2 separate regions of the Homo sapiens genome follow, and region 2 is linked to region 1. Evidence: chromatin loops called from intact Hi-C (ENCODE). Cell type or tissue: mammary epithelial cell. All regions are shown on one strand. Links, peaks and the distances in the headings refer to the core of each region. The heading gives the core; the rest is flanking DNA. Region 1 overlaps EXOSC7 (exosome component 7). Region 2 overlaps ZDHHC3 (zDHHC palmitoyltransferase 3).

What was found. Hi-C counts contacts between places; a loop is a spot of excess contacts. Peaks named below come from ENCODE experiments on the same cell type or tissue, not always from the same donor. Only the 100,000 strongest peaks of a DNase experiment are listed, where the experiment ranks them.
Region 2: it touches region 1 in a loop (2.1-fold over the local background); 3 of 110 quality-filtered maps call a loop at or near these places.

Annotation. Positions count from the first base shown.
Region 1 is chr3:44,983,590-44,999,520 of GRCh38, forward strand. EXOSC7 (exosome component 7) reads left to right here. Exons shown (of 8, transcript NM_015004.4): 2 at 5,551-5,652; 3 at 5,961-6,055; 4 at 13,498-13,663. Among named protein-coding and RNA genes, the nearest start is that of EXOSC7, 15 kb to the left of the region's middle. In mammary epithelial cell, for the core only: a CTCF peak has its summit at 9,190 (motif pointing right); DNase peaks (open chromatin) are centred at 9,732 and 10,432; H3K27ac peaks cover 3,165 bases.
Region 2 is chr3:44,938,329-44,951,192 of GRCh38, forward strand. ZDHHC3 (zDHHC palmitoyltransferase 3) reads right to left here. Exons shown (of 7, transcript NM_001135179.2): 3 at 6,840-6,964. It also overlaps the pseudogene RPL12P44. Among named protein-coding and RNA genes, the nearest start is that of ZDHHC3, 31 kb to the right of the region's middle. RefSeq lists enhancers at 1,205-1,706, 1,707-2,206. In mammary epithelial cell, for the core only: no CTCF peak of the experiment used is centred there; a DNase peak (open chromatin) is centred at 4,353; H3K27ac peaks cover 293 bases.

The DNA of each region.
Region 1 (15,931 bases), core at 4,823-12,822:
AGAGCTTTCCTGGCATCCAGAAGCCCTTGATCTAGAGGCACATCAGTCTCCTCTGCTGAGAAGGAGGGGACACCACTCCATGCTGTTGACATCTCTTGAGTTTTAAAATGGAGCTTTTACTTCAGGGTAACTCCTATTTAAGTGTTCACACATGGATTAATTCCTTTGCTCGTGACTGCTGCAGATAAATAAAAACTGTGGTAGGGCACCAGGCCCTGAGCTAGGCCAGGCAGGTTTGGACAATTTCCTAAGCCTTTTATAAGGAAAACTGGGTTTAAAAAAAAAAGTTGCCCTGGGTACAGTGATTCATGGACTGGTTAGGTTGGTTTTTTTGGTTTGTTTTCCTCCTATCCTTTTTTTATATGGAAAAAAATTATGCATGCTTGGAAAGGAAAATTTGTAGCTTTTCATTTATCTTTTACTTATCACCTGAGCCTTTCTCCAGGAGGCAGAGAGTGAATTAAAGGCTGGAAAAGCAGTATCTGATGAGGCTCAGTTTTCTGACAGCCCACCAGCCCCTTCCTGGACCAAGTACATTTTCACTACAAAGAGGTGTGACTAATCTTTCAGAGCAAGTGATATTTTAGAAGCAGTAGTTGGACCAGATGTGGTGGCGCATGCCTGTAATCCCAGCACTTTGGGAGGCTAAGGCAGGAGGGTCACTTGAGGCCAGGAGTTTGAGACCAACTTGGGCAACATAGCAAGACCCCATCTCTACAAAAAGTAAAAAATAAAAATTAGCTGGGCATGTTGACATGTGCCTGTAGTCCTAGCTACTCAGGAGGCTGAGGTAGAAGGATTGCTTGAGCCTAGGAGTTTGAGGCTGCAGTGATCACCACTGCACTACAGCCTGGGTGACAGAGTGAGATCCTGTCTCAAAAAAAAAAAAAAAGGAAGAAGCAGCAGTAGTAAACCCTGTGACCTTGTGGCCAGCCAGTTCATCCTGTGAAGGAGGTCTCTGCTGAGTCCTTTTGTAAAGTGAAGACATCCTTTAGAATGCAGTGGACTGTGTAGCATAGCGGTTAAGAGCTCTGACTTGAGGCTTAAGTGCTACTTACTGGCTGTCTGAACTTGGGCCATTCATTTGACATCTTTTAACCTCAGTTTTCTCATTTGTAAAATGGAATGAATAACACTATCGTATAGGATTATTGAAAAGATTAAATGCATTAACTGCAGTATTCCTTGCACATTATCTGGTATATAGTAAATGCACAGTAAATAGCAGCTGCTATTATTTATTGCAAATAATTACAGCCATTTTAATTTATAGATCTGTAGAATTAGAGAATCACTTTGAGACTAATTTAATCTCCATCTTTTACAAATGAGGAAACTAATCCAGAGAGGGAAGGGGCTTGTCCTAAGTCAAGTGGCTAGTTAGTGCCAGGAGCTGGCCTGGAACCATGAGTCATGTTCCTAATGATTGTTCATACTTACACCATATTTACACCCCACAAAGAACTTCTTGTCAATAACCTTTCTGGGCTGGGTATTCACTTTCCTAGCTGGGGAGTGGGGCACATGGAGGTGGAGAGGGCTGGAGTGTTAGAGATTGAGCTAGAAAGCCTTCAGGTTCTATGGGTGAGGTTGGGAAGAGACACAGTTACATAGTTATGGGTCTTCCAGTGAAGAGGGATCACCTTCTGGAGTTCTATCCTAAAGGCTTACTCTCTTAGACTTGAAATTCTGTTGCTTTTTGAATCCATCTCCAGACTCAAGATAGGGATATTGTGTCTGGAATTGGTGGGTTCTTGGTCTCACTGATTTCAAGAATGAAGCTGCAGACCCTCGCGGTGAGTGTTACAGTTCTTAAAGGCGGCGTGTCCGGAGTTGTTCCTTCTGATGTTCAGATGTGCTCGGAGTTTCTTCCTTCTGGTGGGTTCGTGGTCTCGCTGGCTCAGGAGTGAAGCTGCAGACCTTCATGGTGAGTGTTACAGCTCTTAAGGCGGCACACCTGGAGTTGTTCATTCCTCCCGAGGTGGGTTCGTGGTCTCGCTGGCTTCAGGAGTGAAGCTGCAGACCTTCGCGGTGAGTGTTACAGCTCATAAAGGCAGTGTGGACCCAAAGAGTGAGCAGTAGCAAGATTTATTGCAAAGAGCGAAAGAACAAAGCTTCCACAGTGTGGAAGGGGACCCAAGCGGGTTGCCACTGCTGGCTCTGGCAGCTTGCTTTTATTCTCTTATCTGGCCCCACCCACATTCTGCTGATTGGTCCATTTTACAGAGAGCCGAGTGGTCTGTTAGACAGGGTGCTGATTGGTGCGTTTACAATCCCTGAGCTAGACACAAAGGTTCTCCACCTCCCCAGTAGATTAGCTAGATACAGAGTGTAGACACAAAGGTTCTCCAAGTCCCCACCAGAGTAGCTAGATACAGAGTGCTGATTGGTGTATTTACAATCTCTTAGCTAGACATAGAGGTTCTCCAAGTCCCCATCAGACTCAGGAGCCCGGCTGGCTTCAACCAGTGGATCCTGCACTGGGGCCGCAGGTGGAGCTGCCTGCCAGTCCCCTGCCATGCACCCGCATTCCTCAGCCCTTGGGTGGTCGATGGGACTGGGCGCCGTGGAGCAGGGGGCAGCGCTCCTTGGGGAGGTTGGGGCCACACAGGAGCACCCATGGGTGGGGGTGGGAGGGCGGGGAGGCTCCCGCATGGCAGGCTGCAGATCCGGAGCCCTGCCCCGTGGGAAGGCAGCTAAGGCCCAGCAAGAAATTGAGCACAGCAGCTGCTGGCCCAGGTGCTAAGCCCCTCACTGCCTGGGGCCAGCTGGCTGCTCCAGAGTATGGGGCCCGCCTAGCCCACACCCACCCGCTGAGCCCATGCCCACCCAGAACTCGCGCTGGCCCGCAAGCACTGCCCGCAGCCCTGGTTCCCACCCACGCCTCTCCCTCCACACCTCCCAGCAAGCTGAGGGAGCCGGCTCCCACCTTGGCCAGCCCAGAAAGGGGCTCCCGCAGTGCAGCGGCGGGCTGAAGGGCTCCTCAAGTGCTGCCAAAGTGGGAGCCCAGGCAGAGGAGGTGCCGAGAGCAAGCGAGGGCTGTGAGGGCTGCCAGCACGCTGTCACCTCTCAATATCTTCCAGGGAGGAAAGGTGCTGGGGGAAGGATGGGCTGCACAGGACCTTCCACCTGATTTGTGATGTTTATTTTCTGTCATTGAAAAGTTAAACGGGTGAAAGACCTGAAGCAAGTATGGCAGAGGGTGATCATTGGTACTGTGTGGTGCTGCAGTGTTTTGCTTTTTTCTGTTTAATTTCTCAAAAAAGTCAGTCACATATGCAGTTAGCCAGGCAGTTTAAAGATAAACTGTCAGTCACATACTTTAGAGCAGTGTTTTATTTTATTTTTTATGTTTCTGGGAAGCATCAACTCCTTGGAGAATCTGATTAAGCTAATGATTCTTTTTCTGAAAAAAACTGCTTTTGAAAAATGTTTACAAAGAATGAGAAGGAGCTCCATGAGCCAACGTGGAATGATTTCCTGCATATATATAGTTAAGTGTTAAAAAAAAAAAAAAAAGTAAGAGTATCTATAGTATTCCACCCTTCATATAAGAAACAAGGAGATATTAAAAAATTCATGTATTTGCTTATTTGTGCAGAGAAAATACAAGAAAGATAAACCTGAAACTGAAGAGAAACCTAGGGTGAATGGGAAGAAAGGGGCATGAAAATAGCATAATACGGAGGAGAGTGACATTTCTCTGAGCATACTTTTCTGAGTTTTCTCTCAGAACTATAGTGATAGCTCACAAACTCAGAAAGTAAATAAGTAATTAAAAGTAACCATGATGTGGGGGAACCCAAAATGGAAAACAAAAATTTACAAATGAAAATTAGCCAGGCATGGTGATGTGCCTGTAATTCCAGCTACTTCAGAGGCTGAGGCGGGAGAAGCGCTTGAACGCAGGTGGCGGAGGTTGCAGTGAGCTGTGCCACACTGCACTCCAGCCTGGGCGACAGAGCCATAGTCTAAAAAAAAAGTTACAAGTTACAAATGAGCCTGTGTTACAAGTGAGTAATGTAACCACACTGAAGGGCACGTAGAAGAAAAGAACTGAAGTAACTGGAAAACAGTATTTTGCCTGGATACTCTGAGGCTAAAGACAGAACTTTACACAAATACTGTGTGCTATTAGTAAATTTGTTTCTCACAGGGGTATGGGTTAGAAGTTCAGAAACTGTGTATACTAAGATTGAACAAATACAGAAATACATGTTAGATAATAAGAGCCAGCTTTCTCCTTCTTTGAGAAAGAAGTTACAAATAAGAAACAGAGGAAGGTTAGAATGAACCATGTGATGTTAGATTGGAATTGATCTATCAGTATGAACTCTTGGCTTTTTAATAGATATGTAGATAGATACAGAATTAAACAGATTTGTGTGTGTGTGGTGGGGGTGGTTAGTATACATAACTGTATTTTCTAGCTCTGTCTGCTGAGAAGTTCTGGAAGAAATAATACTCCAACAGCAATGAACTTAGAGCCTAGTTCCTGGTTTTAAGTACCATTCCCCAATAAAAGCAACCAGGGCTCCTTGGAGAAAGGCTTGATCCCTAGGGCTGGGCAGAGAAGACACAAGAGGATAGATATCTTGTGTTGCAGAAAGTAGATAATTACTCAAAAAGTTGGAGGCATGTTGAAAGAGCACAAAAACTAACCCAAAGAAGCCCCCAGTGGCCAAATTTGGAACACTTTGAGCAGCAAAATAACTAATGATAGTAGTGGATTATAACCATAGCATAAAAGATACCAATGAGTTGTACTGATACAAGTAATTGAAGGAGTAAATAAATGGGCAGAAGGAACAGGCAGCGCGTAGACCACCCTGAAAACCATCTTCTGCCAAAAGAGTCAGCAAACTTCCTGTAAAGGACTGGATAGTAAAGATTTGGGGCCTTATGGGTCATATCTCTGGCCCAACCACTCAGCTCTGCTTTTGTAGTGCAGAAACAATCATAGACATTACCTAAACAAGTGGGCATGGCTATGTTCCAGTAAAACTTATTTACAAAAACAAGGGACCTTAGTTTGTTGACCCTGTTCTAGAGACTGCCTCTTTAGAAGATTAGGTGTCTTTCACTATTTACACAGTAGATCTTGTTGAGTTTTAGGGGTAGGAGGGCTTCAGTTGAGATGATTGTACTCTGTAGCTCTGACAACATATACTTCTTGGTGCAATTTAAGAATTGCAGATTTAGAGAGAGGTGGCTTATTTTGTCTCTTGTTCAGATCTTGTTTTTGTGTGCATATTCTATATAGTGGTATGTAGTATAGATTTTGCAATCAGACACAACTGGCATGGAAAACTAGCTTTGTTTTCACTAGCTGTAGGACCTTGGACAAGTCGCTCAACTTCTCTGAGTCTCCATTTCCTCATATGTAAAATAGTAATGTTGTTGTTAGCTACAAGGACAGAATTTTAGATGATCCACTAAGAGGAAAAGAGATATTCTGCATATATCTTCTCTAGGGGGAAAATGGGTGAGTCCGTTTAGGAGTTATTGTTGATCTGGGGTGACTATAGGACTGTGGTTGTTAACACCTAGGAAGACCTCCGTGTGGATGGCCGTGGCTGTGAGGACTACCGATGTGTCGAAGTGGAAACTGATGTGGTGTCCAACACTAGTGGGTCCGCCAGGGTCAAGCTGGTGAGTACTGTGACCATGGTTCAAGCCCAGGTGGAGAAATGAGTAGGCCCTAAGGAATGAGCTGCTGACGCTGTCTGGCTTTTGGAATGCAAATTGCTCTTGGGGAAATCGAAGATCCGAGCCAAACTCAGGGAGGGGGGGTCTATCCAGATCTGAAAAGACTGCTCACCTCCTCCAAAGACCACTTTCCAAGTCTTAGCACTGCTCCTAAAAGAGTCCCCCAGGGGTGTATGTCCAGAAGAGGAGGGAGGTGGTGGAGTACCTGGCTGCATACTCTGAGTGAGGACTCTTCTTGCATGTGTCTGCAGGGTCACACAGACATCTTGGTGGGAGTGAAAGCAGAAATGGGGACGCCGAAGCTGGAGAAACCAAATGAAGGCTACTTGGAGTTCTTTGTTGACTGGTCAGTACTGTCTATGCAGATATTTCTAAAGATAAATGATTTTAAAGATGAAGATTCAGAAAATGAACCTCTGGTTTGCTGTTGAACCCACTTTTATACTTATCATTCAGCCATCCAGCAGGCATTTGCTGACCTCCTCCTATGTGCCAGGTACATAGTCAGGACTCTTGGCTTGAGTCCTGCCCTAGTCTTAACCACCTGGCTATTGCTGGCCTTGTTTTCCCTGTCCGATAAAGGAGGACATTTGCCAGGCAGCCTAGCACATGATTGTGATGAGGGTCAAATGAAATGATTGTGTTATGGTGCTTTGAAAAATATACACAGTAAGGATCATTTGGTCTAAAATGTGCTGTTTCTCTTCCTACTCTAGTTCTGCAGAAAACTGTTCATGATTTGCTTGACAGATGAAGCCTAGGGTCAGCCAAGCAGCCTGACAGGCTGAGGAAGTGGCAGCTAGGCAGGCAGTATGGGTGCTGAGAAGAGAGAGGGCTCTGCAGTGTCTGCAGCCAGCCTTGGGCCAGAATGTCACTTCCTTCTCTGGCCAGCTTTGTGATCTCAGGCTGGTTACTCAGTCTCACTGTGGCCAAATTTCTTCATCTAAAAAATGAGGATAATAAATAATACCATGGTGATGAAGAGGAAATGAATAGAGTGAGTACCTAGCACAGTGACTGACTTCCAGTGGGCTTTCAATAAGTGTTATTTCTCCTTATTTTGTCAATAAGTTCAATAAGTATTATTAGCTCCACATTCTAGGGGTCGGGGCTTTTTATTTGGTTGCTGGCCAGGTCCCGTCTTCTATCAATTACTTTGCTTCTGGAAGCCAGGCCTTCTTGAAGTGGGTAAGGATCTCTGTGGGCTCATGCTGGGTGTAGGTATATAATGTTGACCCTGTATCAAGATCCCCAAGACCACCTCCACATTCAGAGATTTGCTAGACTTAGCATATAGTGATACTCACAGCTAAGGTTTATTACAGCAGTGAAAATGCAGTAACTTATTTGTGACATTTCTGCCCAGGAAAGCCCATTAGAGACTCAGCACCCAAGATTTTTACTGGGAGCTGGTCACATAGACACTCGATGCTTAATACATAATGAAGTTTTCTAAAGGAAAGCAAATGTTCAGCATAAATCATATTATTTGCACAATATAGGCACAGTGGACTACCCCCATCAGTTTACTATTGCCTGGGAGCCAGGTTCCCGGATGCCAGCCAAGGGCCAACCCTGCAAACAGACCCTTCTGAAAATAGCACCTTTGGACTGCAATGGCAGCCCTTTTTTGCACAAATGTTAACCCACTTTTGTAGGGTGAGTTACAGTCTTCCAGTCTGAACTTCCATACACGGAAGCTGATTCTCATAGTACTCGTATAAGAGAAATGACAAATGAGTTCAGAGAGAGTAAGTGACTACCCCAGGGTTACAAAGCTAAAAATGCCAGCTCAGGTCTGTCCAACCTGTGAATCTTTGCTCATTTTACTTCATGCAGCCTATGGAAGCCAGCTTTGGAGGGCTGCTCTTGGGGAGTCCAAGAACTATCCATGTTCATTTTTCTGGTCAGTTTTTTTTCCAGCCCATTCCTGTCCCCTACTCTGGTCCCCCAAGTCGTCTCTCCTGGTTCTGCTCATCTTCTCTCACCAGCCTGAGTTGTCCCATGGAATTGGCCCATCCTTTAAGTCACTGTGGATGATGGTGACCTTGTTCAAGCCCCCAACTTATCTTTTCCTTTGTTCTTGGAGGAAGCAGAATGCCTCTGGTGGCCTTGATCTGCCTAATTCAATGCAGTAAGCAGTCACTGAGGAGCAGACAATGTGTGAGGAACTGTAATTTGCTTTCTTTTTCATCTCCTTCATTACCTTCTACCTCATTCATTTTAGGCAGACCAAAGACATTCAGCCCAACCACACCAAAGAGAGGGTGTTGCCCTCAGATGCTTGGTATAGGGGATACGTTTCATTGTGGCTCTGTGTCTAAATATGACTCCAAGTTAGCCTGCTGCTCTTATCCCTTTCTTGTCCCAGCTGTAAAGGATGAGTGACTCTAGTGTGAGAGGATTCTTTGAGTTGCCTCTTCCCAAGATCTGGCTTCTAGAAGTAGCCTATCTTTCCTGGCTTAGAGTGGCTGCCTGCTGGTCTCTTTTCCTCCTCTGTGGGTCTCAAAAGGATCCCCACAGGCCCAAGAGCTCCAGTATCTAGGTAGTTCTCCTGAATTGATTTCTCAAGATGGACAGTCTCAAAGTGGCACACTTTACCTTCTTTAAGTGGCTCAGCTAATGTAATCAGCCGGGCAAGTAGAATCACCATGAGAGAGTCACAAAACCCCATTTCCTACAGAGATGGGAGAGGTTACCAAGCACTGATCGCTGCCACCTGTATCAGAACCTCAATTGAGTCTTCAAGGAGCATAATTATTTTAATTGCATAAACAAGTGTGTCCTTTTATTCTGAATCAGTGAATAGGAATGGCTTCTGGACACCCGTGGATGTGCCCAGCAATAAGGGTGCCACACACCCACTCCCACCTGGACTCCAGGCATAGGGCCTCTGCTGGAGAGCTCAAGGCATTTGCCTATCCACAGGCTGAAACATAGTTGCTGCCCAGTGGAAGGAAATAAATTGGTGGTGATGGTGGTGGTGATGGTGGTGAGGGTTTCTTCTGCTGCTCTGAGTCTAGTTTGATTTAACTTCTTGTTAGCAACTTCCAGTTTTAATTAAATTGCCAGGGGTAGAGAGGTCTCAGAAAACTAATTGATTTTCTGCCAACCCATTTCACTTGGTTTTGTCTACTTGGGATGATAATACATGGAGCCAAGATAGACACTGTCGCCACCTCCATAATTTACCCTGTTTCTTGGGAATGACGAAAAATCTTTGATATAGCCCTCACAGCCCTTTGGAAAGACTGCTGCACTGACCCTGAGCCCTGTTCCAGAGATGCCTGGCAGCACTGTCACTAAACTGGGAGCAAAATCTGACCTTTTCATGTCTTTGGTTTGCTGGTTGTAGCTGAGAGTAGGCTATTTTAAATGAGAATTTGGAAACTTTAGGAAAAGGTGGTTTCTATCTAAAGCCCAAAGGAAGGGAAGATTTTAGTGAGCTGGTGTGTCACCCTGCGCTGCCACTAGGCGGCGAGCCATCAAGTTGCTTCTCAGTTCTCCGACCATTGTGTTGATGGGTTTAGGACTGTGGTTTAACCTCTTAGAGAGGCTTGGGTTTTTAACTAGGGGAGTTTAGGAGAACATTTTTCATTCATAAATGTTTCAGAATACTCCGCACTTGTCACTTCCCTTTGGGATCTTAACTATTTTTCAATGTGAACACTTGTATTTTTCACTAAAATTGAACCAGAATCTTCAAGCCTGCATTGGTGGTTGGAGTCACTATATCTGGGTTCCTTGCCTGCTTAGTGCTGCTAAAGGGGACACTGTTCCTGGCTGAGGGGCTGGGGGTGGGTACAAAGCAGAGAGGCAACCTGCAGAAGCCTTTTGAGGCTAATTGTAATCAAAGTCTCCCAAGCTGATGAGATAACTCTCGCAGACACTTCAAACAAAGGCTTGTGATGAAAACCTCAGAATATACTTACTATTGGTCTGGTACCCATTTACAGGGAGGCTTCTACAGGCTCAGACATGAGCACATGTACACTCAGAGGAATCAGCCTTAGGGCCTGTGTTGGGGCTAGATGACTACTGGAGGGGTAAGGCCCAGGTCAGCCCTGCCTAGGTACCCACTAGATCACTTTTTCTGCTGTGGGCCTGGCCTGACCTGGACGTAAGACTTCATAGATTTGTAGGCTAGATTGATTGCCAGGCAAGCAACAGTGGGCCCAGTGTCTAGAGTCCCTTTCCAGGTAGGCATGGCCTTGATCTCAGCCTACCCCAGTTAAACCAGAGATGTTCCAAGCAGGAGGGTAGAGGTGATGAGTCAGAAGGGGTGGAGAGCTGGGAGGGGTAGCATTCCCAGGATCTTAATTAGTTTATCCAGCTCAGTAAACAATTTCCCACAACTCTGGAAGAGGGACTGGTCATGCTTTATGAAGGGTCAGAATTGGTTTTGGTAAATGCAGAAAGCATTTGGTTTTATGCCCAAAAGACCAAGTGTGTACACCCCCCACTGAAGGAGTAGATTGTGATGCATATGAGCAGGCAGCTACAATTACCAGCCTGTGTTTTCTTTCTCTCTCTAACAGAGCAGAGCAGCTTTTTATTTAGGGCTTCCTTGGTCAACATTCCTTGACTCCAACATTTGTTGTCTAGTGATAAGTTCCAAGACCAAAGCATACATTCATTTCCCTGAGGCAAAAGGTAAAACCAAGGAAAGTGAACCTGACTAATGTTAGACTATAAACCAAGCTTGCCAAATTACAGATTCAAGGAGAGTACAGGGAAGCATAGAAGATAAGGGCCAGGCTGCCTGGGTTAGAATTTTAGCTTACCAGGCACAGTCATCATGTGGCCTTGGACAAATTACATAACCTCTCTGTGACTCAGTTTTCTTGTTTCTAGAATGGAATCCATACCTCCTAGGGTTGTTGTGAACATTAAATGAGTTAATACACCTAAAGTACTAAGAGTGGTGTCTAGCTCATGCTAAACATTAAAAAAAAAAAAAAAAAGATAAGGTCTCCCTTCTTGTAAAATGAGAGAGTTAGACCATCTGGGGTTTCACAGTGTCATCCCACAGGTCAGATCCCACCTGGGAGATTTTTGTTTCATGTAGGGATTTTTTTTTTTTTTAAGGTGGACCTTAAATCAGGGCTAGAAAGTTTGCCACAGCTTCCATCATTCTCTATTAGTTATATGTGGCCCTTTGTTCAGATACATGTAGTAACCTTGCTGACCCCTATAGCCATTTGGGTTTTTATCCTCTGGAGATGGTCTCTAAGGCCTTTTCCAGGTCTACATTTCTGTCTAAATTTGTCAGAAAGAGTCCTTGGGCTGTGAGTGCCCAGTAGTGAAGTGGAATCCTCATTTCTCTATTCCAGCCTTTGTCTTCACACATCAGCAGAATATGGGGTCTGTGGCTTTCTTATGTTGCTTAAAGCATTGTACCCCATCCCCCACCCTGAACAATTGCTTTCCGTTTTCCTAGCCTCCTCCCCAGAGTCACTGCACAGCTATGGCACCATCCAGTTACAGGAGAGTTCCTTGGGCTCATGAGTCTCTAAACCTTCCTCTCTGTCTGACTGCTGGCTATGGTGGAAGAATGGGTGTGTGTGTGTGTGTGTGTGTGTGTGTGTGTGTGTGTGTGTGTGTGTGTTTTAAGCCATTTAAAAATAGGTAAAAATTTCCACTTTAACCCAGTGTCAAAAAAAAACCAGTGGGGCATGGGTTTGTTGTTGTTGTTGTTATTTTGAGACGGAGTTTCACTCTTGTTGACCAGGCTGGAGTGCAGTGGTGCGATCTCAGCTCACTGCAACCTCTGCCTCAGGTTCAAGTGATTCTTGTGCCTCAGCCTCCTAAGTAGCTGGGATTACAGGCATGTGCCACCACGCCCAGATAATTTTTGTATTATTAGTAGAGACGGGGTTTCTACATGTTGGTCAGGCTGGTCTCGAACCCCCGACCTCAGGTGATCCACCCGCCTTGGCCTCCGAAAGTGCTGGGATTGCAGGCGTGAGCCACCACGCCTGGCCAGGGGCATGCATGGTTTTATAGGTAGATTAATTTAGACAGTTGGACCTGGGAAGCTCTATAAATCATCTCCCAAGGCTGTAGAAGAGTTAGTGCATTAATCCCAAAGAAATTAGTCACACCCAGGAGGATGTGCCCACTACATTCAGGGAAAGGTAAACATTTTGAGTGTAAGCATCTCTGGCTGGATTTGTGTACACAGAAATCTCTGTAGATGTATTTTTAAGCACTTAAGACCTGGGACTTAATATTGATTGCTTAGTGTTTAAATTAGAAACAGGTTGTGTTTTGCTGGCTGTGCAAAGTAAAAACCTGGTCCCTGTTGACTTGATTATTTCACCATAAATGAGCTGCTTTTCTTGGCTCAGTGCCTGAGTCCAGCAAAGGCAGGGAACAGCGAGGTTGCTATGGCAGTAATGAAGTCTCTCTTGGGGACTTTAAAGGGGATTCTGCTGGCTCACAGTGGTAAAGGAGGAGTACATAATTAGAGAGGCAAAATTTTATGTAACAACATAGTCTGATTAATTTGGGATTCATTCTTCCACCTATATTACTAAGTGAGATTTCTTTTAGTGTTACACAAATAGGGTGGGCACTGCCATGGGCGTTCACACAGGTTTTGCTTTGCCTGGAATCTTCCTGCCTCTCTGGCCTGACCAGCTCTGCTCATCCCAGGTTTGAGGTCGCCTTTAAACCTGAATGCTAATTGACACTCCTGTGCCCCTACTCCCGCTTCTACCTCACTGTTTGCTCCCTATGGTGAAACTCCCCTACCTCACTGGAACTGCTGGCTTTGGGTCTGCATCCACCTCACTTAGTCTCTAGGTCTCTGGTAGCTGGTGCAGGGCTGGGTGCCTTCCAGATGGGCAAGGGGTCAGAAGGCTTTAATATGTGATTTTATAGAGTCCATGCTGAAACCACTGGCTTCTTACCTTTCTAGTCCTTTACTGTTACAGTAAAATAATTACTAGAATGTTACTTACCTCATATACATATTAAGGGTTTGTTTGTATTAAGCCAAAAACTCTCAGAAATGTCCTGTTAAACACTTCAGTGTTTTTAGGGTGGCTAATGTTGAATCCTGTTAGTTTTGTTGAGGTTATTGGGCATAAATATCAAGAAGCCAAAAAGGGAAAAAAAAAGTTTTTCTCTTGAAAAATATCAAATGAAGGAGGTAACCTACTACTTACAAGCCAACAATCTTTCCCTTGCTTTCTTTCATTTTCCTTCTCTTCAGTACAGTGATATCTAAAGTTTCTGACAAAGCTCTGACATACTATCATACATGTCTTTTAAGTTATTCCAGAAAGGTTATTGTACTTACATTGTGGTTTTTATATTGAGAGTATCGTAGTGTGTTCTAAAGCTGTGAAACTAGAGGTGGTGTATATGACAAAACCCCTCTGTAACCCAGACTGCTTCATTCCCTAGGCCTCTCAGTTTCCTAGGCCTGCCAGAGAAGAGTATTTATTATACTCTGAAGATAAGAGAGTTAATTATTATCGGCCGAGGTTCACATTACCATCACTCTCCTGTTTCTCTTTGACTAAAGATGGCTTCTGTTAGATGCTATTGGGAAATCCCATCACACACACTGACAAATCCAGGTCACAGTGCTGGTCTGGTTCATTACATGTGTCTGGAGTCAGGAAAAGTGGCAGATGCCATCCTTTCCTCATCTCAGTGACTTTCTGTCGAGCAGCTGGCTCTTCCAGCATTCTACAGGGAAACTGGAATAAAGCTTTGCCTCTTTGCTTTTTGCACTTGGAAAGACTCACCCAGTTTTTTTGTTTCTGTTTTGTATAGTTCAGCCAGTGCTACCCCTGAATTTGAAGGTAGAGGAGGTGATGACCTTGGCACCGAGATCGCTAACACCCTCTATCGGATATTTAACAATAAAAGCAGTGTCGACTTAAAGACCCTCTGCATTAGTCCTCGGGAGCACTGCTGGGTTCTCTATGTGGATGTGCTGGTGAGTATCATCGTGCTGTACTGGCCACATTCTACCTTTGTTGGAAAGACTAGTTGGCCTATTTTCCTTCCAGTGCTTTTTTCCTCTTCAGGTGGATGCTTTCAACTTATAGGGTGGGATTAGTTGGGAAAAGATGGTCTCCTATAATAATTTTTTTAAAAATTAAATACAACATAGATGTAAGCAGCATATATATAATGCCATTCTATGATAAAATTATAGTCATATCATGATAGCACCTAAAATTGCCCATAAAAATTGTCCAGGAAGAGTAAAACAAGAGATGGTCTCTGGATGGTGCCAGACAGAGTTCATGGGCAGAATTTAAGCAGGTTGGTACATTCTGTGTGGAAGGATGATTAGCTCTTTACATGCATTTTCATTTAAACCTTATAAACCTGTTACAAATGGACACTGTTATATTTCCCATTTATAAGTGAGGAAACTAAGACAGACAGAGGTAAATCAACTAGCCCAAGAGGTCTCAGCTTGTGAGTAGTGCTGTTGAGTCTCAAAGCCAGGTCTGTATGATGTGAACACCTGGTTTGACTTCACTGTGCCATTGTTTCTTTTAAACACCTCAGAACGTGCCTGCCTTTAGTTTCCTGGGTGAGGCCCCAGAGGCCCTGCCTCCTCCCACACAGAGTCTACTCCCCTGGGAGTCTTTTGAGTCCAGCCCGTCATTTCTTCCCTTGTACTTTGCCTCCCAAATACTCCTCTACCCAGGTTTTGGCACTCGACAGTAACTTCTCTGTGTAGCTCTAATTAATTTTTTTTTGTTTTTTTGTTTTTTTTTTTTTTGAGATGGAGTCTTGCTCTGTCACCCAGGCTGGAGTGCAATGGCGTGATCTTGGCTCACTGCAACCTCTGCTTCCCAGGTTCAATCGATTCTCATGTCTCAGCCTCCTGAGTAGCTGGGACTACAGGCACATGTCACCATGCCTGGCTCATTTTTGTATTATTAGTAGAGATGGGGTTTCATCATGTTGGCCAGGCATGTCTGGAACTCCTGACCTCAAGTGATCCACCTGCCTCGGCCTCCCAAAGTGCGGGGATTACAGGTGCAAACCACCGTGCCTGGCCTTACGGGGATTACAGGTGCAAACCACCGTGCCTGGCCTTAATTTTGCTTTTGTATAATCACGTAGCAGTTGGTTGCTTGTTTATATATAGGCTCTTGTTGGGTCTGTTTTGAACCATGAGATTAGCAACTACATCTTCCACTTCAGATGAAGGACAAAAAGCTAAGCTATTGGCCAAATAGATTCTTTAATGAATGTGCAGATAAAGGAGATCTGTGAACTGATGGTGAACTTCATGAAAAGAAACAGCCTGGCTCTGCATGTTGGCTCTATTGAGACAGGGTGGAGTTTTCTAGATATTTTAAAATTAATTTGATATTGGATGGAGCATAGTCAAAAGGTAGCAGTGGTAACCATTATCTAGCAGGTTACTGTTGCAATGCTACCACTAATAGGTAAAAATAATGAAATTACAAATCTGTTTGCTTTTTTTCCATCTCTGATAAGTGGGATGTACCTTGTAGTATGATTCCTACTAAGTTGGCAATTTTTCAGGTCCTGGGTTTGAGAAGGTGGGACCTGGCAGCCTGTAGTCCTTACTGAGGATGGTAGAGGCAGGCTTCATAGTTGCCCAGGGAGGTGCAGCCCCATGACGTGAACTCTCCAGTTCCATCCTGTGTCTGAAGAAGTTTATGTCCCCTCCCCTCCGCCACTAGAGAAAGTTAAGACACAAGTGTGTGGCACACTGCATTTGTCCTTTTGTAATCCTTTGTTCATCCTCAGTATTCATGCACACTTGTAGTTTTGTAGGATGGCCCAGTGATGGGGACTGATGTGCTTTTGATTCAGTCAGTTAAAGTCAAAGCAACAGAAGCCTGTTCTATTAGGGAAGGCTTTTACAAAACTGATGACTACTGGGACATTATCTCAGCTCAGAAGCAGCCCTCTTCAGTGAGCAGGGGATGGATACATGGTGCGCAGGAATATCCAGGGGAATGTGTATTGTGTCCCTGTCATCTGTAGACCTTTCTTTTTAAGACTCCTGGCATTTGGATTTCTTCTGAAATATTTGTTTTAAGGGTTTTGCTTATTTTGGAAGAAGACATGAGCTTTTAAAATGTTGTCATTTTCTGACCGGGCACAGTGGCTCACACCTGTAATCCCAGCACTTTGGGATGCCAAGGCAGATGAATTCCCTGAGGTCAGGAGTTCGAGACCAGCCTGGAAAACATGGTGAAACCCTGTC
Region 2 (12,864 bases), core at 846-8,845, 49 kb before region 1:
GATACAGCACCGACCTTTAACCAGACAACTCTCTGGAACCATTAAAGGGATTCTGGGGACTGCCCAGTCTGTGGGCTGCCAAGTTGGTGGCCGCCACCCTCATGACATCACAGATGACATCAACAGTGGTGCGGTGGAGTGCCCAGCTACTTAGAAGCACAAAGGACGATATTTCAATAAAGAATCATTTGACAACTAAAAATAAAAATAAATAAAAATAAAAAAAGTTCCTTAGTTCACACCAGCTTTCCTCTCCACTAGCTTCTATAACTAATTTTACCTTGGGTTCTTGAAAAAGTGCAGAGTGGGCAATGGCAGGTGGATGCTGGAGGAAGGGCTGGGCGTTGGGGCCTTGCTGGATCACACTCACACCACAGTGCTGGCTAAGCTCTTGCTGACCAGCTGGAAGGACAGGGAAAGCATAGGAGCAGCTCTGCTGGGCTGGAGGTGTGCTGTCCCCTGGATTCCAGAACCTGGAAGCAAAGACTACCCGGAAACAGTCCTCCACCACGGTGCTCACTTGTAGCCCAAGGAGAAGATGTGTGCTTTTCAAAGCCTCGCATGAACTTTGGTGGCAATGCAGACCTGAGTCCGCTGAGCTACCTTGGTCAAACTGGCTAACTCGGAGCCTCTAGTTTCCCTTCTGTACAAAATAAGTTTATTATAAAGAATACATGAGACAGATATTGTGCCTGGCTCAGACGATGTGTGGATTCATACTGGTCTGCACCCTTGCTCTTTTCCACAACTTCAAAGGGCCTTACTAACACAGGCATGTTGGGAATGGGTATATCTCAGACATGCTGGCCTGGTTCCAGAATTTCCCTGGGGACCAGGAGGGCAAGGTAAGAAAAGGAGACACAAAAGGGACATGGAGGTAACAAAGAGCAAGAGAAGTACCAGCAAGTCCATTAGCCACTCTGCTTCTCTCTCTCTGTTACCACTTTTAAAAATACACATGAATATACATATAAGTATACATGCAGAATATATATTTTTAAATTGGTAATGCCTGTTCCCAATACACAATTTTAAAAGTGCAGATAAGCAGACAGTGCAGAGTGAGTACTCCCTGCATCCTAGGCCTCAGGCACCAGGTGCCATGCTCCCACCATAGAGCCTGTTTCTGGCATGTTCTTCCAGAGACCAGCACCTCTGGGTTTCTTAATCCCCTTCCCATCTGGGGAACAAACTCCTGAGGGTAACCACCTCCCTGCTCCTGGCTCCTGAGCAGTTTCTCTTTCATCTGCACTTATTTTTAAAAGGGTTTTCAAGTGGGTGCTCTTGAGACAGTGTTGGCTCAGCGGCAGAGAGGTGCCAAGTGGCTGGACATCCTCTGAAAGCTGCCCAAGAGTTTAAACAAGCTCTTACAGCAAAGCTATTCTTCCCTCTCCTCCCAGCCTCTCTGGAGACAAGGCGTGAATGCCAGGAAGCTGGGTTTCCCAATGGGCTGAGTCTCGCTGGGCTTCCAAATTAGAAAAATAAACACCGCAGGGAGAGTGAGTACAGCCTGCTGAGGGCCACAAGTGTTGGTCTAAAATGCTGGTCCCCGAGTTTCCTGTTTTCAAAGATATGAAATGCCAAACCCACACTACCCTTCTCCTTGGGCCAGGTGGTATGCAGAGTGGGTGGGGTGAGGCCCATCCCACGTGGCTGGAGGCACTGCTCAGAGGCTGAGCTGCTCACAGAGGCCAGAAGGGTGCTGGGGCTGGAGCCTGGAGCAACCAAGGACAGGGACCAGAGGCAGATGTTGAAGGGCAGTGAAGGACATACCACACCCTGCCCTGCTGTTTCACCTCTGGCACCATCTGCCATGAGGAAGAAAAAATGTGGACCTCCCCCCACAACTCCTGACTCCCAAAGGGAATCAATCACCTCAGAGCCAGCCCTTTTCCCAGCCCCCACTGCATGCACATGGGCAGGGGGCTCAGCAGTGTTCCCTCCCTAGGCATAGCAGGGCAGCCCAAACACAAGGCCAAGGAAGGCTCACAGATCACAGACTAAGAGCCTCTTCCACACACTTGCTCAGCCATCTTCCCCGTTTTGGCTGTGGATGGCCTCAACACCTGAGGCCCTTTCTTCATTCTTTCCACTTGGCAAAATCCACCCTATCCTCTAAGGGTCCTTCTTGTCCACAGTCCTCTCCTGGCATTCCTTTCTGGCACTAATTCCAGAGTCTCGTGGATGAGACGCTGTAAGCTGGTGAGCTCCATGGCACAGGGACCAAGTGTGCAAAAACAATCACAGAAAAGACCAAATGCCCTAAATGGAGGTATCTGCATCCTGGCCTTCCAGGTTTCCCAGGCCCCTTCTATGTTTCTTTGTCGTCACTGTAGAAGAAGGCAGATGCTTCCCTTCTCCCCTTCCTCCAGATTTCCTACCATTTTTTCAGGCCTCAAACCTTGGTAGAATCCACCAAGCTCACTGGCTCATATGTATTCAGTTTCTCTGGGGCTTATGTGTTTCCTCTCCAAGGAGGTATGAGGGCCCTTACTTGGTACTCATCCCCAAAGGAGCTGGCCGAGGCTCTCTTGCTCACCCTGGGTGATGGCTCAACATGGAAACATAGCCACATTCCATGGGGTTCTGTCTCTCCCTATACCAGCACTTACCAAACTATATCATGGTGGAGAAGTGTGCCTGCCCTGCTTGGGTGGCAGGCTCCTAGAGCCAGGGCCAGGTCTAATCCACCTCTATAAGCTCAGAGTCGAGCTCAGAGCCAAGCCCAGGGCCCCCTTTAGCAAGGGTCAGCTGAATGAAGTCTCTGACACCACAGACAGGAAAGAGCAGGCCTGGAAAATGAGTTCAACTACATCAGACTGGGATGCTCATGTAGGAAAATAGTAAGAAAACAGCAAGAAGGTACTAAGTGAGCCATGGCGTCACACACAGGTTTTCATTTTACCCCTCACTGGCTATGACTAAAATTATAAGCAAAAAAGACATCTATACCACATCCTGGCTCCAGCTCAGAAACGATTTTGGGAAGGACAGTGCAGTGGAGTGGAAAGAACAGGGGATCTGAGAGCAGGTCCTCATTTTGGGCTCTGGTCAGAGAAACTTAGGTTCTCCAATCAGCCTCAGCAGAACTACTCTGATCTCTTAGGGTCATTGTGAGCACCAAAAATGTATGCAAAATGCTTTAAAAACAATACTAGTGCTACATAGATTTTCTCAGTAATCATAACCATGAGAAAGACAAAACAAGAATCTCTCAGGGGCTCTAAGCAGCCCAGGACTGTCTTAGCCTCAGTGTGGGTGTCTGGGGTGTGGAGGCGGGGGGCTGCCAAAGTCAGAGGTCTCTCCCTCCTCATGCAGAAGAACCTAGCAGGAGTGTCTAATCTTTTGTCTTCTCTGGGCCACACTGGTAGAAGAAGAACTGTCTTGGGCCACACAAAATACACTAACACTAACAACAGCTGATGAGCTAAAAAAAAAAAAAAAAAGTCTATGCATACATGTCCTAATGTTTAAGAAAGTTTACAAATTTGTGTTGGGCCACATTCAAAGCCATCTTGGGCTGCAAGTGGCACACAGGCCATGGGTTGGACAAGCTTGAAAGCATAAGCCAAATGCCATGGCCATCCACATTAGCATAAATGGCTCCTCCCACAGAGTTTCCACATGCTTCCATGGTTCCTATGAACAGGAGATTTGACACCAGGATGAAAGAGCGTGGGGTTTCAGAGTGCTTCTCCCAGGAAGGAAAGACCCAACCACACACCATAGGGCTGGAAGGAACACCTACAGGCCCAAGGTCTAGGTGTATCTGTGGTATCCACCAGAGACAAGGGAATGGAGACAGTCTCAAATTCTAAAATGCTGGGCGCAAACGTATGTGCACACATGCACCTTTGCCTGAGCGGGCAAGGTCGACATCAACTTTAACCAGGCAGGCAGCCTCTGGGCTCAACGACTATAAACAAACCCAGTCTGTCTGGTATGCTGGAGATTCTGCTTATCCAAAATTGTGGGTCCCCAGATGGCCTGGGCCACCACGCACCATCACAAAGGAGCAGTTGTCAGCATGCATTTCTGAGGCAGGAACAGGCAACTCTACAGGCATCCTCACTTTAGTTCATCTGAATCAGCAGCTCTTGCTTTGCCCAAGCTGATCTGTTTACTAGCACACAAGAATACCTCCCTTGGATCATCCTGGGGAGAGAGGCAAGGAGGAGGCAGTGAGGAAAATGCCAGGCGGTGGAGGCAGCTGAGGGCTCAGGGAGAGAAGAGAAAAGAATCACCAAAAGTTCTTTTCTATAATACAAAGTTAACACCTCCCTGTTCTGGTCCAGCCTTTATAAACCCAGCATATCCCTAACTCCATACACATTCTTCTATTAGCAATAGCTTACGCTTGTTGAGCTAGGTGACTCACAGTTACTCATACTTAATCCTCACAACAAACTACAAAGAAACAACCCTTTTTACAGAGGAGAAAGCTGAGGCTCAGAAAGATGCAGCACCTGGCCGAAGGTCCACCGTGTAGCAAGCGACACAGCTGAACTTCCAACACCAACCACTCCAACTTCAAGGCCAGAGTCTGCTCCACCATACCGGGCTATCCTGAGAAACCACATAAGCAAGCTGAGCTTTTTAAAAAAAATCTGAGTGATGGTTAGAAAACAGCTGGCTCCTAAGCCCGAGAGTGGCAAGAAAAGACCAGACTGAAGCCTCCATCTCAGGCACAGGAGGCAAGCCTTGAATTAGATCTCAGAAGCAAGCTCACCCACAGACAGAAACCCCGGAGGAGCTAGCAATCACCATTGGCCCCTACCCAGGCTCCTCAGCCCTCACCCTCAAGCTTTGAGGAGGTCTGCAGATCTCTCTCTTTCAGACAGAAAAACATACATACAACTACATAAAGTTACATGTGTCATCCCCAAACTGGAGTTCCTGTGGAAAGAGCCCTGTCTGGACCTGGAGCCAGAACTGCCGGGACCCAAACCTGTCTCTAGTACTCACTGCTGTGTGACCGTGGAGCACTCAACCCCTTTGAACCTTAATTTCTTTATCTAGGGAGGCCATCCCTGCAGCAATCCCGATTTCCAGGGGTGAGTAGGAAGATGAAAATAGATGACTGACGCTGAGGCAGGGCAGGCTGAGGTGCCGTGGGCACAGCACACAGGTACTGGGGAGCTGACTCCGGAATCTGAGTGCTGGAGACTGGCCACTCTCCTCTGAAAGACAGGCAGCAAGGCCAGGCAGAAATCGCCGTTCAGATCTCTCACACACCCAAATGTCTCCGCAGGCTAAGCCTGACAAGGAAGATGTCCAACACCTGGAGCAGATTCAGTCCTCTATAACCCCTCCCCACCCAAACACATACCCTCTGAAAAGGGGACCAAGTGATATTTTTGTATTTCTGTAATTCAGCATGTAAAGTTTCCTTGTATGTCAGTCGAGGTGGCTCACACCTGTAATCCCAACACTTTGGGAGGCTGAGGTGGGAGGATCACTTGAGCCCAGGAGTTCGAGACCAGCCTGGGCAACAAAGTGAGACTGTGTCTCCCTTTGTGTGTGGTGGTGCATGCCTGTAGTCCCAGCTGCTCTGGAGGCTGAGGCAGGAGGATTGCTTGAGCCTGGGAGTCTGAAGCCGCAGTGAGCTATGAGCTTGCATGACAGAGTGAGACCCAGTCTCAAAATAAATAAATAAAATTTTTTTAGAGACAGGGTCTCACTTTGTTGCACAGGCTGGAGTGCAGTGGTGCAACCTTGGCTCACTGCAGCCTCGGACTCCTGGGATCAAGCGATGCTCTGCCCTCAGCCTCCTGAGCAGCTGGGGCTGCAGATGTGTGCCACCACACCCAGCTAATTAAAAAAAAATTTTTTTTTTTTGAGATGGAGTTTCACTCTTGTTGCCCAGGCTGGACTGCAATGGCACAATCTCGGCTCACCGCAACCTCTGCCTCCCGGGTTCAAGCGATTCTGCTTCGGCCTCCCGAATAGCTGGGATTACAGGCATGTGCCACCACGCCCGGCTAATTTTGTATCTTTAGTAAAGACAGAGTTTCTCCATGTTGGTCAGGCTGGTCTCGAACTCCTGACCTCAGGTGATCCGCCCGCCTCAGCCTCCTAAAGTGCTGGGATTACAGGCGTGAGCCACTGCGCCCGGCCTAATTTTTAAATTTTTTTGTAGAGATAGAGTCTCGCTTTGTTGCCCAGGCTGGTCTTGAACTCCTAGGCTCCAGTGATCCTCCTGCCTTGGCTTCCCAAAGTGCTGGGATTACAGGTGTAAGTCACTGTGCCCAGCCAATAAAGTACAACTTTTAGCTAGATGTCTTCTCATCAGAAAAACTTAATAAAGAAACCTGAAAACAAAACAGAAAACTGACCACAGATAAGATGGGGAAATGGCTTTCTTTTTTGGTTTAATTCTGCAACTATCATAACCTTTAGAAGTTTTAAAAGAAAGTCTTCATTCAAGGACAACCGCTTCATTTCAAGTCCCAGACATTCACAGAATGATTTTCTAAAGCTTTTTCTCATGGTACCCTTGTAATAAAGCTGTGAGGTAGGAAAAGCAGGAATCCCCTCCATTTTACATATATAAAAACAAAGGCCCTGCCCAGGTCCTATGTCAGGTGTGGCAGAGCCAAGTCCCGGGACAGGTGTCCTGAGGCCAAACCAAATGCTCTTTGCAATCTAGAGGGCTCACAGGGACCAGGAAGGAGACTCACAGTGATCACTCTCTGCCCAGAGCAGGGGACATTTGGAATCCCGATGCTGACTTGGCCCCTGTTGGGGAAGTGTGTGCTACTCCAGGAGGCAGGTGTTGGCGGGGATGGAGGGAGGCAGGACAGTGGGAGAAGAGAGGAGGCGAGCCCCAGTGAGTGTACCTGCAGTGGTGGGCTCGGTCGGGCTTGATGCTGCAGCATTTGGGGCACTTGTACACCACCTGCCCAGGCTTCAACTGTAAACTCTCGATGAATTCTTTAGTGGCATTTCCTTTGGGCACTGCCCCCTGTAGGAAAGATGAAAGGTATCAGGGTTGGGCTGGGGGTTCTATCAGCTCTAACATTCTACAGTGGGGATAGTTATTTGAAAGCAGCAACCACACACACACATGGACAGGACACTTTGATACCAACAACATGTGGACTCTGTGTTCAGAATTATGCCAACATTAAGGAATATTTATTGACCAAAAATTTTTCTGAGGAGATGCCATTAGGCCACATTAATTCTTTGATTTCTTTTCTTTTCTTTGTTTTTTTGTTTTGTTTTGTTTTTTGTTTTTTTTAGACAGAGTCTTGCTCTGTCGCCCAGGCTGGAGTGCAGTGGTGTGGTGTAATCTCGGCTTGCTGCAACCTCTGCCTCCTGGGTTCAAGCGATTTTCCTGCTTCAGCCTCCCGAGTAGCTTGGATTATAGGTGCTCGCCACCACGCCCAGCTAATTTTTTGTATTTTTAGTAGAGATGGGGTTTCACCATGTTGGCCAGGATGGTCTCAATCTCCTGACCTTGTGATCCGCCCGCCTCAGCCTCCCAAGGTGCTGGGATTACAGGTGCAAGCCACCACACCCGGCCAATTCTTTGATTAATTTTCTACACTAAACAGTGACATTGTTCCTGATTACTTTGTATTTTCATTTTACTGGAATTATTTTAATTGAATCCATTCTCTCCTATATAACAGCAAGGATTTGGCTCACTGACTATTTTTTGGTCTATATTAAATTTCCTGATAACAGCTTCTCCCTTTCTAAGTTTCACTGGTGAGCAACATGTCTAACAGTTTCCCCAGATCAAAATTTGCAGCTCCACATTTTAATGGGTTGTTTGCTGGGATTAAGTTTTACTTTTACCAGTGGTATTGTTATGAATAATTGTAATCTATATTTGGTTCTTAGTGAATCCATAAGCAACTGGGAGCTGCTGCCCTCAGGTATTTGACTTGCTGTCTGGCCAGAGCTGCCCTCTGATTTGCTCTTCCACCTGTGGAGTATGCTTGTGAATACTTAGCGTTCTTTAGAGCCAATGGCAGAGCCAAAATGCCATAAGATTCTGCTCTGGCTGTGCACCCATCCAAACAGAAGGAAAACAGGCAGTGCACAGGCCTAAGTAGGGTCTTAATAACCAACCTTCACCAAGAGCCTGCTTGGTGCTGAGCCCTGTGCTCTCATGCTCACTGCTATGGACTCAGGAATCACAGGAGGTCCCTGCTTCCAAGACTTATAGTGTTTTGGAGGCTGACAAACGATTCTAGTAAAAGAGGTTACATGCTGTGGAAGGTATTTGTGTTGAGGGAGCACAGAGGAGCCAGCAGCCAATTAATCAGGGGAATCAGAGGAGTTTTAAGTAGTGATGTTCAAGGGTTGTCTCGAGGAATGTATAGAGGCTGGCTAGGTAGACCTGTGGGAGAAAAGGGATTCCAGCAGAGGAGGGCATGAGTAATGACAAAGAGGTGAGGGTGAGCATGGCATATCTGGGAGACAGGGAGAATATCAGTGTGCTGAACTGTGCGTATGCAGTGTCAGCGGGGAGGCCGGACCGATGGGCCGGGGCCAGCCCATGTGGTGCGCTGAATACCAGGTTGGGATGGGATTTTTCTTTATAGGTAGCCTAGAGCCATTAGGTAACACTGGTGCTTCAGGAAGAGAGCTCAGTTGCCTGTGTTATGTGGATCATATAAGAAGAGGGAGAGATGAAAATTCCAGACACCACGTAGGAGGTTATTGTTGATGGTCCAGTAAGGAAAAACTGAATTACGAGGATGGAGCGGGAGAAGTGGAGAGGAAATTCTGAGATCTGAATCTACAAATGATGGTAGGGAACCAACTTGTTATTGGGTGGTGGAGAGGGTAACAAAAAGGGAGGAGATGAGCCCCAGTAGGGTTTCCATTTTTAGCAGCTGGTAAGTGGTGGCACGTCAAAACCATTAAGAGAGCAGAAGGAAGTTCTGAGAAGAGCTGATCAGTTCAGTTAGGGTATGCTGAGTCTGAAGTGCCTGAGGGACACCCAGGAAGGTAGCTGGGAATATAGGTCCAAGAAGTAAGAGAGAAGATCAGTCAGTGGCATAGCACAAAGGGTTAGAGCTGGCTTGGAAGTCCCCTGGCCTTGCTTTAAATCTGAGCTCTACATTTGCGAGTGGTGTGCCCACTGACAGGTGGGCCTATCTATGCCTTAGTTTCCTAATCAGTGAGGCAGGACTCATCTTATCTAATTCCCAGCATTACTGAGAAGGTTAAACTAGACATAGACAACTTGCAGAAAGGGCTCAGATGGTACTGCCACAGATAAAGTGCTCAGTAATATGGTGGTCTGTTTTCTGGGTCTGGTGTTGGCACCAATGCTGCAGCTTCAAAAAACTACAGATGCCTAGACTCTTATGCAGCACTACTATAAAAAAACTACCAGGGAGTATGGCCCTGACTTCTGCATTTTTTACACTCCCTAGCAGAGTCTTCTACTCTATAGCCAGGGCTGAGAGCTACTGTGCCAGACCAGAAACTCCATGATTGGGTCTACCTTGATCAGCACCAGATGCCCTGGCCTGGTACACAGTATGACACAAAGTGAAAGGTAAAAGATCCAGCAGCTTCCAGCAAAGGGGTGAAAGAAGTAGTGACAACAGGGAGCCAAGGATGTGCCATCCTGGGAACTCTGCCTGCTTGGCCCAGCTCCCAAACAAGAACCACACCTGACACGAGGTCAAGCCACAGCTATGGCATTGGACTGGGGCACTCTTCCCTCCATGACCCCTGTGTCAGGTCTACTTCACAGCAAGCTCCACTCCTCAGTAGGCACCCATGAGATACCACAATCAGGGAAGTCAGTGTAACATCAGAAGGACAGAAACTAAGACTGTCCCCACATTCTGCATGTGCCCAGAGTGAAAGTACAGTTTATTAGGGTGGGCAAATTGGGAGTTTCAGATAGAGCACCCTGGTCTCCCCAGAGTTGGACCGATGGATTATAACAGGCCAAGTGAGGGGTTCCCAGGGCAGAAGGGATGAAGACTGGGTGTCAGAACCTTTCCTATAAAAGAATTCTGGGAAGGGAAGAGCCACTGAAGAAACAGAAAAATCTTTAAGTGCTGGAAATGCAAGGGAGCTGTGGTTCTGTCTTGCACTGTGAAAATGACTCACAGTGGATTAAGATTCCAGCTAAGAAAACTGCAGAGACAAGTCAACCAACAACTCTCTCCTGAAGGTCTACACCATGCCGAACACTGTGGGAAGTACAAAGAAGCGATGGGAGCCCAGGCCTCATACAGCTGGTGGGTGGACAGGTGCAGATGCAGTGAGGCTGCTGAGGCAGAGCACCTAGAGAAAGGCATGGCCACCAGTGCGTCAGGAGCTAAAGGGAGGCAAGAGGACTGAAAGTGGGGATCCTAGGAAGGCCAGGAGGATCCTGGTGGATACTAAGCAGGAGAGGAGCACCTGGGAGGAAAATCAGTTCAAGCACGGTCCTAGAGGTGGGCCTACAGATCTCCTGTCGTCTGCTCTTCACATGACTCTTTGCTGGGCCCCAGCCCTTCCCCTGCTAAGCCTCTGCTTCTCCTGCCTCAGTGAGGACCTATTCACTCCTGAGATGGGCAGCACTTGGCTGACCTGTCATTCAGAGCAATGACGTGCTTCCCCACTGAGGATGAGGAGCCAAAGGCTCACAAGGAGCAGGAGACAAGGAGGCAATGAGAAAGTCTGAAGGAACACTTGTCCACATGCAAGCGCACCTCAGTGCTGCAGGCTCAGACTGAGAGTGGGGTGGAAATGAGGTCCTTTATACTCTTTCAACTCTCTAAAGCATTTCATTACTTTTTTTTTTTAAGTTAAAACAGTAGAAAAAAAATCTGGTCTGCAAAATGTAGTCAGATGTCAGAAAAGCCTATGACAGAAAGTTCAAAAGCAAACACATTTTGGTGGGCAAGGACCACATGGTATCTACAATACCAGTTAGAATACCGTTTTGGACATTAAATATGCTATAAAAATACACAATTATTGACACAGGAAACATCTATAACAGATTTTATATACATATACACATACATATAAATAAGAAAAAAGAAAAAAAATGTGTGGTGGTACATGTCTGTAATCTTAGCTACTTGGGAGGCCAAGGTGGGAGGATAGCTTGAGGCCAAGAGTTTGAGAGCAGCCTGGGCAACATAGTGAGACCCTATGTAGGAGGATCACAGGTACTTTTAATTTTCTTGACTATATTTATGAAATATTCTATTAGAAACAAGTGGCTTTTGCAAAGAGGAAATGATCCATTAAAAACAAGCAAAACAAAAACAAAAACAAAAACTTGAGGAGCCACCCAAAGTAGGAATATGATCAACTTTCCTGAGGCTTGTAACCAAAATGTCATTATTGTCTCACCTTGAGACATCCAACGGGCCACCAGTGAGGCACTGTGAAGGGCCAGGGTCTGGAAGGTTTCATGAAGGTGAGGCAGGGCCCAGACCACATGGCATAAGTGGATTTCCAAGGGGGCCTGGGAAGGGCACTGGTCCAGGCAGAGGACAGGGTCTCAAGCCCAAAGGGCCTTATTTTTCATTATTTTTTCTTTTTTTTTTGAAACAGGGTCTTGCTCTGTTGCCCAGGCTGGAGTGCAGTAGCACGATCTCAGCTCACTGCAGCTTTGACCTTCCAGGCTTAGGTGATCCTCCCACCTCAGCCGCCCAAGTAGCTGGAACTACCGGCACAAGCCACCATGTCCAGCTAATTACAAAAATTTTTTAGAGACAGGGTCTCACTATGTTGCCCAGGCTGGTCTTGAACTCCTGGACTCAAGCGATCCTCCTGCCTTGGCCTTCTGAAGTGCTGGGATTACAGGGGTGTGAGCCATTGTCCCCAGCTGTGTTCTCTTTCATGTAAAAAGTAATTGAGTTTGGGCAACTGTGTGGATCCTAAAACCAGAAAACCACAACTAGAAGTTACTATTGTCATGTGTATAAGAGAAAAAGTGCAAAGGGACATCCTTTCCCCCAAGGACATGAAGCAACGAGGCTTGAGTTTTCCTAAATTATGGCCCAGGTGGTTTTTTTGTTTAGTCCCAGTTTTTAAGAAGGTCCCAGCCACCAGAATGTACTGTAAGCCCCAGGGGACCCTGTATAAAAGACTGCAAGAGGAAACCTCTAACCCATAAAAGGGAATCAGAGCTCTTGTTTGGTATTCTCATTACGGCCTATTTATTCCAGACCTTGAGTAGAGACATCATTCAGCAGCTCAGCCTTTCTAAACATGTGCCCCCACAATGAGACTCCATTTGCATAAATCTCCCAAAAGGCCCATCTCCATTCAGGCAGGGCCCCACCCATCCAACCACCTGAGCCCACCTCTCAGAGCCAGAGAGCAGCTGGGCCAGCCCCCAAGACTGAGGAGTCTGATGCATACACTTTCCAGTCTCTGCCTCAGGCAACTTTTTGTTTCATTCTTTTTTAAAATGCATATTATGCTCTTTTGGGCTCATCTCCACAGATTTCAGAGCTCTTTGTTATTAGTTCATGGTAAGGAACTTTGTTCTTTACAATCCTGGACAGACAGCAGGAGATTGAAGGCCTGAGACATTTTTGTCACTGCTGTCATGCTTGCATTACTGAGAAATGCCTATCCCCCTACCCCACGTTCTTACACACTCCACAGGGATGTCTTGAAGCTTCCACACTGCTGCAAGCCTAGCAGGTCAAAATGCACTGACTTTATCTCTCTCATTTCCAAAGTAATACTTGTTCATGGTTTTAAGAAAGAAAATACAGATGAAAAAGTGGAAAAGGAAAAATTCACTCTGATTTGATCACCCAAGACAAGTACTACCAACATTCTGAAACATATTCTTAAAGTCTTTTCTCTTTGTACTAAAGTAAAAACACTTTAAAAAATCTATAGGCTCATAAAAAGCAGATCACAAAGCTT